Linked DNA regions of Homo sapiens: region 2 is linked to region 1. Evidence: chromatin contacts called from ENCODE Hi-C or POLR2A ChIA-PET data. All regions are on one chromosome and are shown on one strand. Each heading gives the region's core, a stretch centred on a gene start or an enhancer-like site at or near the end of the contact. The rest is flanking DNA. Distances are from core to core; before and after follow the strand shown.

Region 1 (4,896 bases), core at 1,986-4,485:
AGACTATTGTGAGGATTAAAGGAGCTAGGGGCTGTGAAATTACTCTGTGGACTGTGAAGGCTTCAGCTGAGGAGGACTAATGTGGCCTTTCTCCCGGAGACCAGGGCTTCCTTGAGTGAGGATGAAATAAACTGTAGCCAGAGAGAAGAAAGCAACAGGCATGTTTCGGAGCAGAGTCCCGGGCCCAGCTGTCGAGCAGGCCTCACTGCTCCCTCACCTGTTTCTGGGACAGGAGACATGGTTTGAGGGCAGCATGATGGTTGGTCAAGTGCTTGAATTCTGGAGCCCAGCTGTCTCTGCTCCTCCTTAAGCAAGGCCACAGACTGCGTATCCCCTCCTCGGACCCCCACAGCTGCCCACGTGCCCTCATCCCCTCATCAGAGCCCTTGTCCCCACCCTAGGTTGTCATTGCCTGTTTGCCTTGTGCTCCCTGAGACAGGGACTGAGGGTGTCCTCTTCACCCTCACACCTGGCACAGTGAACTTGACCTTGAGGCTGGCCAGACTGCGGCAGGGAAGTGAGTATGGCCAGGGCAGGAGGCAGGACAGGCAGGACCATGTCCTGGGAGAAGGGCGGGGCAGGCTGGGGACATGAGGGTGCAGGGGTGAGGGGTCAGATAGTGGTGACTTTGAGTGCGTGAGAGAGGAGGGGCTCGGTGCCCTGGGTTCTGGCAGGATGGCAAGACCACCTCTCCTCTCCTGAAGAATCAGGCAGTGACTTGGAAGCTGGTTTGGGAGATTGGAGGAGTGACAGCAGGACCATGATCCTGTGGGATGGTACCTGCTACGTACCAAGTCTTGTGTTCGTTCTGGGGATGCAGCTGTGCCCCAGACAAGGATCCTGTCCATGGAAACTCACAGCCTAGCGGCGGAAGAGGGCAACGGAGTGGATGGAGGAATATACCCCTCACACTGAGGTTCAAAGCTGGTAGGTGCCGAAGGGCACTCACTGCAGACCTACTGTGCACCAGCACTACTGAGTCAGGATCTCCGTTCTCTGGGAGCTCAGCTGCAGGGAACAACACTGTGTGTGCATGTTTGCACCCCCTCTCTGTGGGTCTGTGGTGAGTGGCCAGTGTGTGTTCGTGTGTGTACAGCTGTCTGTGGGTGTGGCTGGGAGCTTTTGCACCTGTGAGTATGTCTGTGTTTTGCTGGTAGTATTGTGTGTGTGTGTGTGTGTGTGTGTGTGTAGGAAGGGAGCAGGCATCTGCAGCAGAAGCTGAGGTCTCAGGTCTTGGGGGTTTCTCCCACACACCTGCCCCTTGGCCATGGGGTGGGGTGGGGTGCCCCGAACGCCCTGATACTTTGTGGGAAGAAGGCTGGGCACAGCGGGAATGTTTGGTTTCCTGGGTGAAGGCGGAGCTGGCCGTCTTCCCATGACAGATGTAGGAATGTTTCTGCTATTCAAGGCGGAAGCAGGGGTGTGGGGGCCGCCTGAGGCCTGCCCCAGCCCTGCTCCAGGCCACCTGTCTATGGCCTGGGAAGCAGCTGGGCACTGCTAGGGAGAAGCTTCTAGACCCAGGGCTGACCCTACTCTCCAAGCCCCATCTCCCCAGGAGGCTCAGGTCAGGCCCAATTCACCTCCCTCCCAGCCCCCCAGGACAGGAGAGGAGAATGGAGTCCAGGGTTCAGCCCAGAGGAGGACTCCCATGAGGAGGGGGCTTTGAGGAAATGGGGATATTGGGCGTCTTTCCCTGGCAGCTGAGTTGGGGGCAGCAACAGGGGAACAGCGGGGAAGCATCCTTAGAGGTCCCCCCATCAGTCAGCCCAGCTGCAGACAGCCTCAGGGTACCCTCATTTTCTTTTCTGAGTCCTGGTATAATAGAGCTTCAGAAGAGTCAGCAATGGCAAATTCCTCAAATGGGGAAACTGAGGCAGGGGTGGGGTGCTGACTTGGCCAGGTCGCCCCACCCCCAGCAGTCCTGACCCCAGACCCCCAGCTCTCCCAGCGCACCTGCCGCTCACTCCATGGAGGTTATGGCCCGGGTGGGGTACAGGTAACATGACCACCAAAATCAGCGGTGACCTGGCCTCCACCCTCTGGAAGCTAGCGCTCCAGAACCCCCAGCCCCTCCCTGGGTTTCAAATCCTGCCTTGCCCCTTCCAGGCTTCCGTCTGTGAAGCCAAGTGACTCTTCCCACTCTGTCTACACAGCCTTCCCAGGGATTGCATGTAAAGAACCAGGTGAAGGTTGGGCACAGTGGCTCATCCTTCAGTCCCAGCACTTTGGGAGGCCAAGGCTGGTGGATTGCTTGAGGCCAGGAGTCTGAGACAAGCCTGAGCAACATGGAGAAACCCCATCTCTACAACCGAAAAAAAAAAAAAAAAAAAAAGAGCGTGGTGGTACATTCCTGTAATTCTAGCTACTTGGGAGGCTGAGGCAGGAGGATCACTCAAGCCCAGGTGATTGAAGCTGAAAAAAAAAAAGCGTAGGTTGGGCGCGGTGGCTCATGCCTGTAATCCCAACACTTTGGGAGACTGAGGTGGGCAGATCACCTTAGGTCGGGAGTTCGAGACCAGCCTGACCAACATGGAGAAACCCCATCTCTACTAAAAATACAAAATTAGCTAGGTGTGGTGGCACATGCCTGTAATCCAGCTACTCGGGAGGCTGAGGCAGGAGAATTGCTTGAACCAGGGAGGCAGAAGTTGCGGTTAGCCAAGATCGCGCCACTGCATTCCAGCCTGGGCAACAAGAGCGAAACTCTGTCTGAAAAAAAAAAAAAGGCCTGGGTATTTGAAGACTTTGTGTCTAGGCCAGGGATGTGTTGGGGCCAGGTGGTTATTGGTGATTGCTGGCTGCAGTCTGAACAACCCACATCCCCCACGAAGCCACTGGGAGGCTGTGGGTGGTGACTGGGGGGTGTCCCGGGGTGTGGTGTCGTGGTATTATGTTTGTGAGGGCATCACTTTCCCCCACTGCATCTTAGTGGCTTCCTCCCCTCCAGCTGGAACCTGGGTCCAGCAGGCGGGGAAAGAGCCCACAGGGAGGGGAGCTTGTGAGAGAAGGAGGGCCTTGGTGACTTGGTGCTGATGTGCCTTGTTTTCCGGGCTGGCACAGGCAGGACACCCTGGATCCCCAGCCCTGACCCTGATTGTCCCTCAGGCCCCAGCTGGACCCAAAGTCACTTTCTTAGGTTTGGCTTTGAGACATCTCTTCTCCCTCTCCCTTTTACTGTCTCTCCCCTACCCTGAAGATCAGAGAGGAGGGAGGTGCCTGTGAGTCACCTTGTGACTCACAGGAGGGCACAGCCAGGGTCTGGGGCGGGAGTGTGTGCAGTTGTCCAGTGTGCATGTGCATGTGTGTGTGCACGGTCAGCATGTGTGCATAGGCAAATGTTCATGCATGTATGCTTGTGTGCACCTGTGCATGTTTTGTGAGGGGGCTGAGCTGGGGGAGGGGGAGAAGACATGCCTTGGCTTTCTCACCTTTAAAATGCATGAGCTCTGGCCGGGCGCAGTGGCTCAGGCCTGTAATCCCAACGCTTTGGGAGGCCAAGGTGGGTGGATGACCTGAGGTCAGGAGTTCCAGACCAGCCTGGCCAAAATGGTGAAACCCCATCTCTACTAAAAATAGAAAAAAATTAGCCGGGTGTGGTGGCAGGTGCCTGTAATCCCAGCTACTCGGGAGGCTGAGGCAGGAAAATCACTTGAACCCAGGAGGCGGCCGTGTCAGTGAGCCGAGATCATACCACTGCACTCCAGCCTGGGCGACAGTCTCAAAAAATAAAAATGAAAAAATAAATAAAATAAAATGCATGAGCTCATGGAAGCTGCCCCAACCCGAGGGGGCCACTAAGTCACAGCCAGGACAGGGTGCTTACCTGGAGCAGGTGCATAAGGCTTGGTTATATTGAAAGCGTGAAGAAATATCAAATAGGGGTAGCAAAGCCATTCTGCATTCTAAATAGTTTACATTGATCAAACTAACACTTCTGACACAACTACCATGCAACGGCCATTTGTAGACCCGTGTTTGGGTCTACAAAATCTTGAAAGTTGAAGTAGATCTTTCCTGAATATGAGGCCCAAACTCACAGACCTCCTGGCCTCCGGAGGTTAATAGGACCCTCTGTGTGCAACCAGGAGACCACAGAGGCCGTGGATGAGGGGAAGGCAGGGCGGGGCACTGGCTGCTCAAGCTGGGCTAGGAGCACTGTGGCAAGGACCTCTGTGTCTGTTGCGTTCGTCCCTCTTCCCTCGCCATCTAGAACAGTAGGCTGTTCTAGATGCACAGTAGGCTCCCAACACAGATGGCTGGATCAGTGATGACTGACTGCATGTCCCAGGTATGGAAGATCTCAACTGGGCCATGGCTGCGGGGATGGTGGGAGGGCGCTGGACAGGGAAGCCTGGTTATCATTCCCTCCTGGTGCTGCTGAAGGCCCCCTTTCCTCCAACTTTGACCAAGTGAAGATGGGTGGAGAGCTGACGCCTGGGTTCTAATAGGACAGGTCACTTCCCTTCCCTAAGAATCAGTCCCCTCCCTTGTCTGTAAAACAGGGATGCACCATGTTCCACCTTTGTGGTTTCTGGGCAGCATCAGACCATTCTCTGAGGTCTTCTCTAGCTTCAGGATCCAGAGAAATGGCTTGGGAGGGCTGGGCGCGGTGGCTCATGCCTGTAATCCCAGCGCTTTGGGAGGCCGAGGCGGGTGGATCACTTCAGGTCAGGAGTTTGAGACCAACCTGACCAACATGGTGAAACCCCACCTCTACTAAAAATACAAAAATTAGCTGGGCATGATGGCAGTTGCCTGTAATCCCAGCTACACAGGAGGCGGAGTTTGCAGTGAGTTGAGATTGTGCCGTTGCACTCCAGCCTGGGCGACAGAGCGAGACTCCGTCTCAAAAAAAAGAAAGAAAGAAAAGAAAAGAAAAGAAAAAAGAAAAGGCTT
Region 2 (4,856 bases), core at 526-3,025, 53 kb after region 1:
ATTTATAGCTATCGTCTATTTGTCCCCTCCCTGCCCCGTCTTGTATTTATTTTTCTCTCCATTCTTGCCTGCTTTACAGTTGTTTGGGTTGGTTTAATCATTCTTTTTCCTCCTCCAATAATTTGGATAACTATACACAGTATTTCCAGTCCTACAGTGTTTATCCCAGTAATGACAATCTGGATTCTTAAATTCGTCAAAGTGTATTTGGTATCTATCTTCACCTTCCTCCTGAAGAATATAAGGATCTTAGAACACTTTAACTCCATTCACCCAAGTAAATGCCATCACTGTTGTGTATTTTAAATCTGTTTTTATCCAGAAGTCATTGTTATTGTTTCACACTATCGCTGTTCTTCATTTTTCTTTATTCCCAGTTGCATCAGACCTCCGTCTGGGATCATCTTTTTCCTGCCTGAAGTTCCAGCTTTGGAATCTCCCTCCGGAGGGTCTACCAGTGGCAAACTCTTAAGTTTTTGTATTTGTAAGTGCTATGATTTCACCTACGTTCTGGATACATGTGCCTCATACTGGGTACATAATTCTTGAAATACATTTTCACTGAATATATAATTCTAAGATGATGGTTATTTTCTCTCTGGCTTTGTTGCTCTTGATGAAAAGTCAGGTGTGAATCTATTATTCTCTTTTTCTATGTGCCAGAAAGAGGTGTTGGATTTTATTGTGAGGGAAATAGGGAGGAAAATTTTTAAGCACAGGGTGACCCCGTCAGATCTGCATTTTAGAAGCACACTCTGGCACTGTGTGGCTGAGATCGGAGGGAGGGCAGCTCCGCGAGGTCTCTGCTGTGGTCCAGAGAAAAGACGGGGCGAACCTGGGAGGTGGGTGCGGTGAGGGCAGGCAGACCCGAGTCCCCGAGGGGATGCCGGAGCGACAGAAGTTGGGGTCAGTACAGGAAGGAGCAGGGACGACGCCGGGCTCCCAGTGAGGAATGGAGGCGCGTTAGCGAAAAAGGAAGGGGGGTGGGGAATCAAGAGTTCGTCTCGTGCCACAAATGGTTGAGCCCCCACTAAGCACCTAGCGCCCAGTACACGCGGGTTTGGGGAAGGCTGGGGCAGCGCGGCGGCAAAATCCGTCCCCGGGGGACCTCAGCTCCACCGCGGCCGCTCCTGCCGCGAACGAGGGCCCGGCCCGGGAGCCCTCGAGGCAGCGCCCGCGTCTGACCCGTGCGTCTGGGCACCGACCACCGAGGGTCGGGTGGATGGACAAATGGAAGGGCGGATGGAGGGGTGGGTGGACGGACGTGGAGACACTGGCCAAACTGCGCCGCGGAGAAGGCCGGATTAGGGAGACCTCGGCCCTGCGACGTCCGGACACGGTGGGAAGCCTTTTGGGTCCCGGCTCTCCTGCAACTCGAGGGGCTGCGCCTCGGGCCCAGTCTCCTCCGCTGCGGGAGGTGAGCAAATGGCCTCCCCGCTCTGAGCCTTGACTTTGTCGTCGGCTCCACTGGGCCCTGCCACTTCGGCCCCTGGCAGTCACCGGGAGGCTATGAGGCGCCCGCCTGGGTATTAAGGATCACGTCCCGCCCCGGCGTCACAGCAAGACGGGGCGCGCGAGCCTCCGCCCCGCCCCAGCCGGTGACCGAGCCAAATAAGTCCCACGGCAGCGCTCGCGGCTCGCGGCCCGCGGCCCAATCGCAACCCGCGGGGGCGGGCCCCGGGGGCGGGGTTCCGATGGGGGCGGGGCTCGGGGGCGGAGCTGACCCTCAGGGCGCGAGCCGAGCCCGCGGCCGTTCCGCGCGCTCCCGCCCCGCCCCCTCCTTGCGCGCGCTCGCTCGCTGGCGCCGAGGAAAACGTTGCGCAGGTTCAAAAATGGAACGTCGGCGGCGTGAGGGAGCGCGAGGGGGTGTGCGCGCGTGCGCGTGCGCGTGCGCGCCCGGACGAGGGTGACGGGGACCCCGCCAGCCCCAGCATCGCGCGCCGCAGCCGCGGCCCCGCAGCTCCGCCCCCGGCCCGGCCCGGCCCCGGGCCCGCTCGCCCGCCGCCCCGCATGGAGCTGTCAGCCATCGGCGAGCAGGTGTTCGCCGTGGAGAGCATCCGGAAGAAGCGCGTGCGGAAGGTGAGGCTGCCCGGGGGCGGCTCCCAGGACCCCAGTGGGGTCCCTCCCGTCCCCAGCACCGCTCCCTCCACGCTGGGGCTGAAGGGGAAAGCGGGGCGCGGGGGCCCCGGCAGCCCTGCGCTGCTGGGCCCGTCTCCCCAGCCCGTGCCTCAGTTTCCCTGCCACCGTGTAGGGCGAGTAGAACAAAAGTTGTCGCTCCAGGATGCTAGTGGCGGCCGAGCCTGCCTGAGCTGGAGATTAGGATCGGACGTAGGGATCCTCAGCGCCATCCCACCTCGCTCCCCTTTTATTGTAAATATGGGGAGACTGAGGCCCAAGTTGAAAGGACTTGCCTAGCGCGTTATGGTCAGAGCTGGGTTTTGAACTCGGGACTCTGGACGCTTGGCACCAAATCCTTTCAAGTTGTAAGTGGAGCTTTGGAAAAGTCTCCTCCGGCCTCTGAAGTTTTTCCTGCTGGACTTTGGCCTTTTCCGATCCTGCCCCCTCTACGCCACCCGAGCACATCCCTATTCCCCGCCCCCACCCCCACCTCAACTCCTAGCCCAGGCCAGGGCTCTGAAGCCCGCCCCCTGCGCTGGGGCATCCCCTAGTCTCCTACCCCATCTGCCTTCTTCAAAACATACACCCTGCAATTTAAGGAGGTGTCTGTTCTGCTGGTTTCAGAACCCCACACTTTGGGGCTAGACTTTGTCCGGGCCTGGCGTCTACACCTCCCGTGCACTTGTTTGGCGAGGGGGCTCGCCTAAGGCTGGGGAAATCCTTGGGGAGAAGTTCCTTTCCTGGTACGCACTACTGTCCTTCCTTTGTCTCCTCCTCCCTGCAGCCCTTTGGGAGGCTCCAGGCCGACTGGGAGGGGCCTTAGGGGGTCACCTCCTCCCATTTAACAGAGACAAAAACTGAGGCCCAGGCAGAGGAAGTGACCTGCTCAAGGTCACCGAGCAAGTTAGATAGGGAGGTAGAGCAGGAGCTCAACTGGGCTGATTGGCAGCCCATCTTCTTTCTCCATAGAGAAAACTCAGTCCTGGCATCTCGGGCCAAGGGTGAAGGTCAAGGTGGTCAGGAGCATCTTTTCTTCCTCCAGCTGTGCTTGGGGTTTTACTCTTCTGATTGAGGCAGCTGTTCCTCCTCCTTCTCCTTTTTCCTAGGGTTTTCTCCACTTAAAAGAGAATTGATTTATTCCACAAAGCTCAGTGCTTTTCGTGCTGTGTAGCCTGAAGCAGGCACAGCACTAACTCCCTCTACGATGGAGCCCGCAGGGTAGCACAAGAGGGCGAGATCATCATTCCTTCGGCCAGTCACTCAAAATATTTATTGAGGGTTGGTCAGGTACCAGGCACCAGTCTAAGCCCCAGGGATCCACCCCTTCCCTCAGGGAGCTGGCATTCTGCAGAGGCGGCACACAGTGAATGAGGAGATACAGACAGATGCCTTCAGATGGAGCTGTGTGCTCTGCAGAAATAGAACTGCAAGGTGCCAGTGGAGACAGCATGGGAGAGGGTCACCAGGGAAAGCCTCTGTGAGGAGGTATCATATTTTGGTCTTAAAGTTCTGGCGTGCAGGGGCTTCACTCACAATGGGGTTGGACTGTAAACTTTTTTTTTTCTTGGCACCAAGATCTCACTCTGTCACCCAGGCTGCAGTGCAGGGGCATGAACATGGCTCACTGCAGCCTCAACCTCCCCGGCTCAAACGATCCTCCTGCCTCAGCCTCCTGTGTAGCTGGGACCACAGACAAGTGCCACCATGCCCAACTAATTTCCTTTTTTCAGAGACAGGGGTCTCACCGTGTTGCCCAGGCTTGTCTCAAACTCCTTCCTGGGCTCAAGCGATCTTCCAGCCTCAGCCTTCCAAAGTGTTGGGATGACAGGCTTGAGCCACCGTAACTGTAAACTTTTAAAGCCTGTGAGGAAGGGAGGGGCCTGGCTCTACTTTCTAACAACCACAGGGCTGACCACCCCTTCTGAAGGTGGAGACTTTGCCAGTCTTCCATGGGGTCCTGCCAGGGTCTTTTGAGTTGAGAGTCCTCAAGTCACTGGCCCATTACCTCTGAGCCAGAGGCAGCCACTCACAGACTGAAAGGGGACTCAGCAGATGGGGGAGGAGCGTGGGGACTACCCCAGAGAGGAATGTTTTCGTATTTGGAGACTCTTCCAATCTAAAAAAGAAAGTAAGCGTTCCCACCTGTGCACTGGGGCTCTAGACACTGTGGGTCTTTGGCCACGCATGCACACCTCCATGCAGTCTCAGCTCCCAGTGTGTGACATGAGCCCTGGGCTTGGGCCTCAGGAGCCTCAGAGGTGGCTGGAGCCAGACGCACTCCTGTGCTGTCCTAGGGAGGGCAGTATGGGGCGGGCATGCAGCAGTCGCGGTTATATGGGTTGGCGAGGATCTGGTGGACAGTCCCCGGATTGTGTTTGTGTGTTGGGGAGACACCTGTCTGCAGATGGGATTTGGAGCTGGGCTCCTTTGGGCCTTAACTGTCCTTCCGAGTGGCTGTAGGGGCAACCACGAGACTCACTGTGTCTGCTTCTCTCTCTTCTCAGGGTAAAGTCGAGTATCTGGTGAAGTGGAAAGGATGGCCCCCAAAGTAAGCTCCTTCATGTGTGTGTGTCTGTCTGTCTGCCTACCGACCCATGCATTCCTCCACCTGCCTTTTGCCCCCTCCCCTGCCTAGCTTTTAGCTCCAGCTACTCTTGTAACTGGACAGCTGACCTTGATTTAATCATCATCTTCTCTGGGCCTCAGTTTCCCCCTGGACCACAGGAGGGTCAAGGTGG

Evidence for each region. A loop is a pair of places that touch in the nucleus more often than their neighbours do. ChIA-PET counts read pairs that join two places held with the same protein, here RNA polymerase II (POLR2A). Pooled maps may share reads with other maps.
Region 2: a loop to region 1 is called in a pooled map, with 2.1 times the contacts of the local background. The contact joins the promoter of CBX7 here to the enhancer-like site in region 1. A Hi-C loop is called at or near these places in 1 of 37 single-sample maps with no recorded cell type and 1 of 50 pooled maps. POLR2A ChIA-PET finds 5 or more read pairs at or near these places in 10 of 52 experiments (AG04449, CD4-positive, alpha-beta T cell, Caco-2 and 6 more).

What each region holds. Positions count from the first base shown.
Region 1 is chr22:39,203,815-39,208,710 of GRCh38, reverse strand. No RefSeq gene overlaps it. Among named protein-coding and RNA genes, the nearest start is that of PDGFB, 39 kb to the left of the region's middle. RefSeq lists enhancers at 2,755-2,804, 2,777-3,716. Within about 2 kb of position 3,235, at least 3 of the 41 ENCODE cell types and tissues checked have a DNase peak (open chromatin) inside an H3K27ac peak, as active enhancers do.
Region 2 is chr22:39,149,599-39,154,454 of GRCh38, reverse strand. It overlaps CBX7 (chromobox 7), which reads left to right and starts at 1,775. Exons shown (of 6, transcript NM_175709.5): 1 at 1,775-2,079; 2 at 4,623-4,666. The coding sequence starts at 2,011. RefSeq lists silencers at 1,469-2,038, 2,109-2,158 and an enhancer at 1,616-2,197.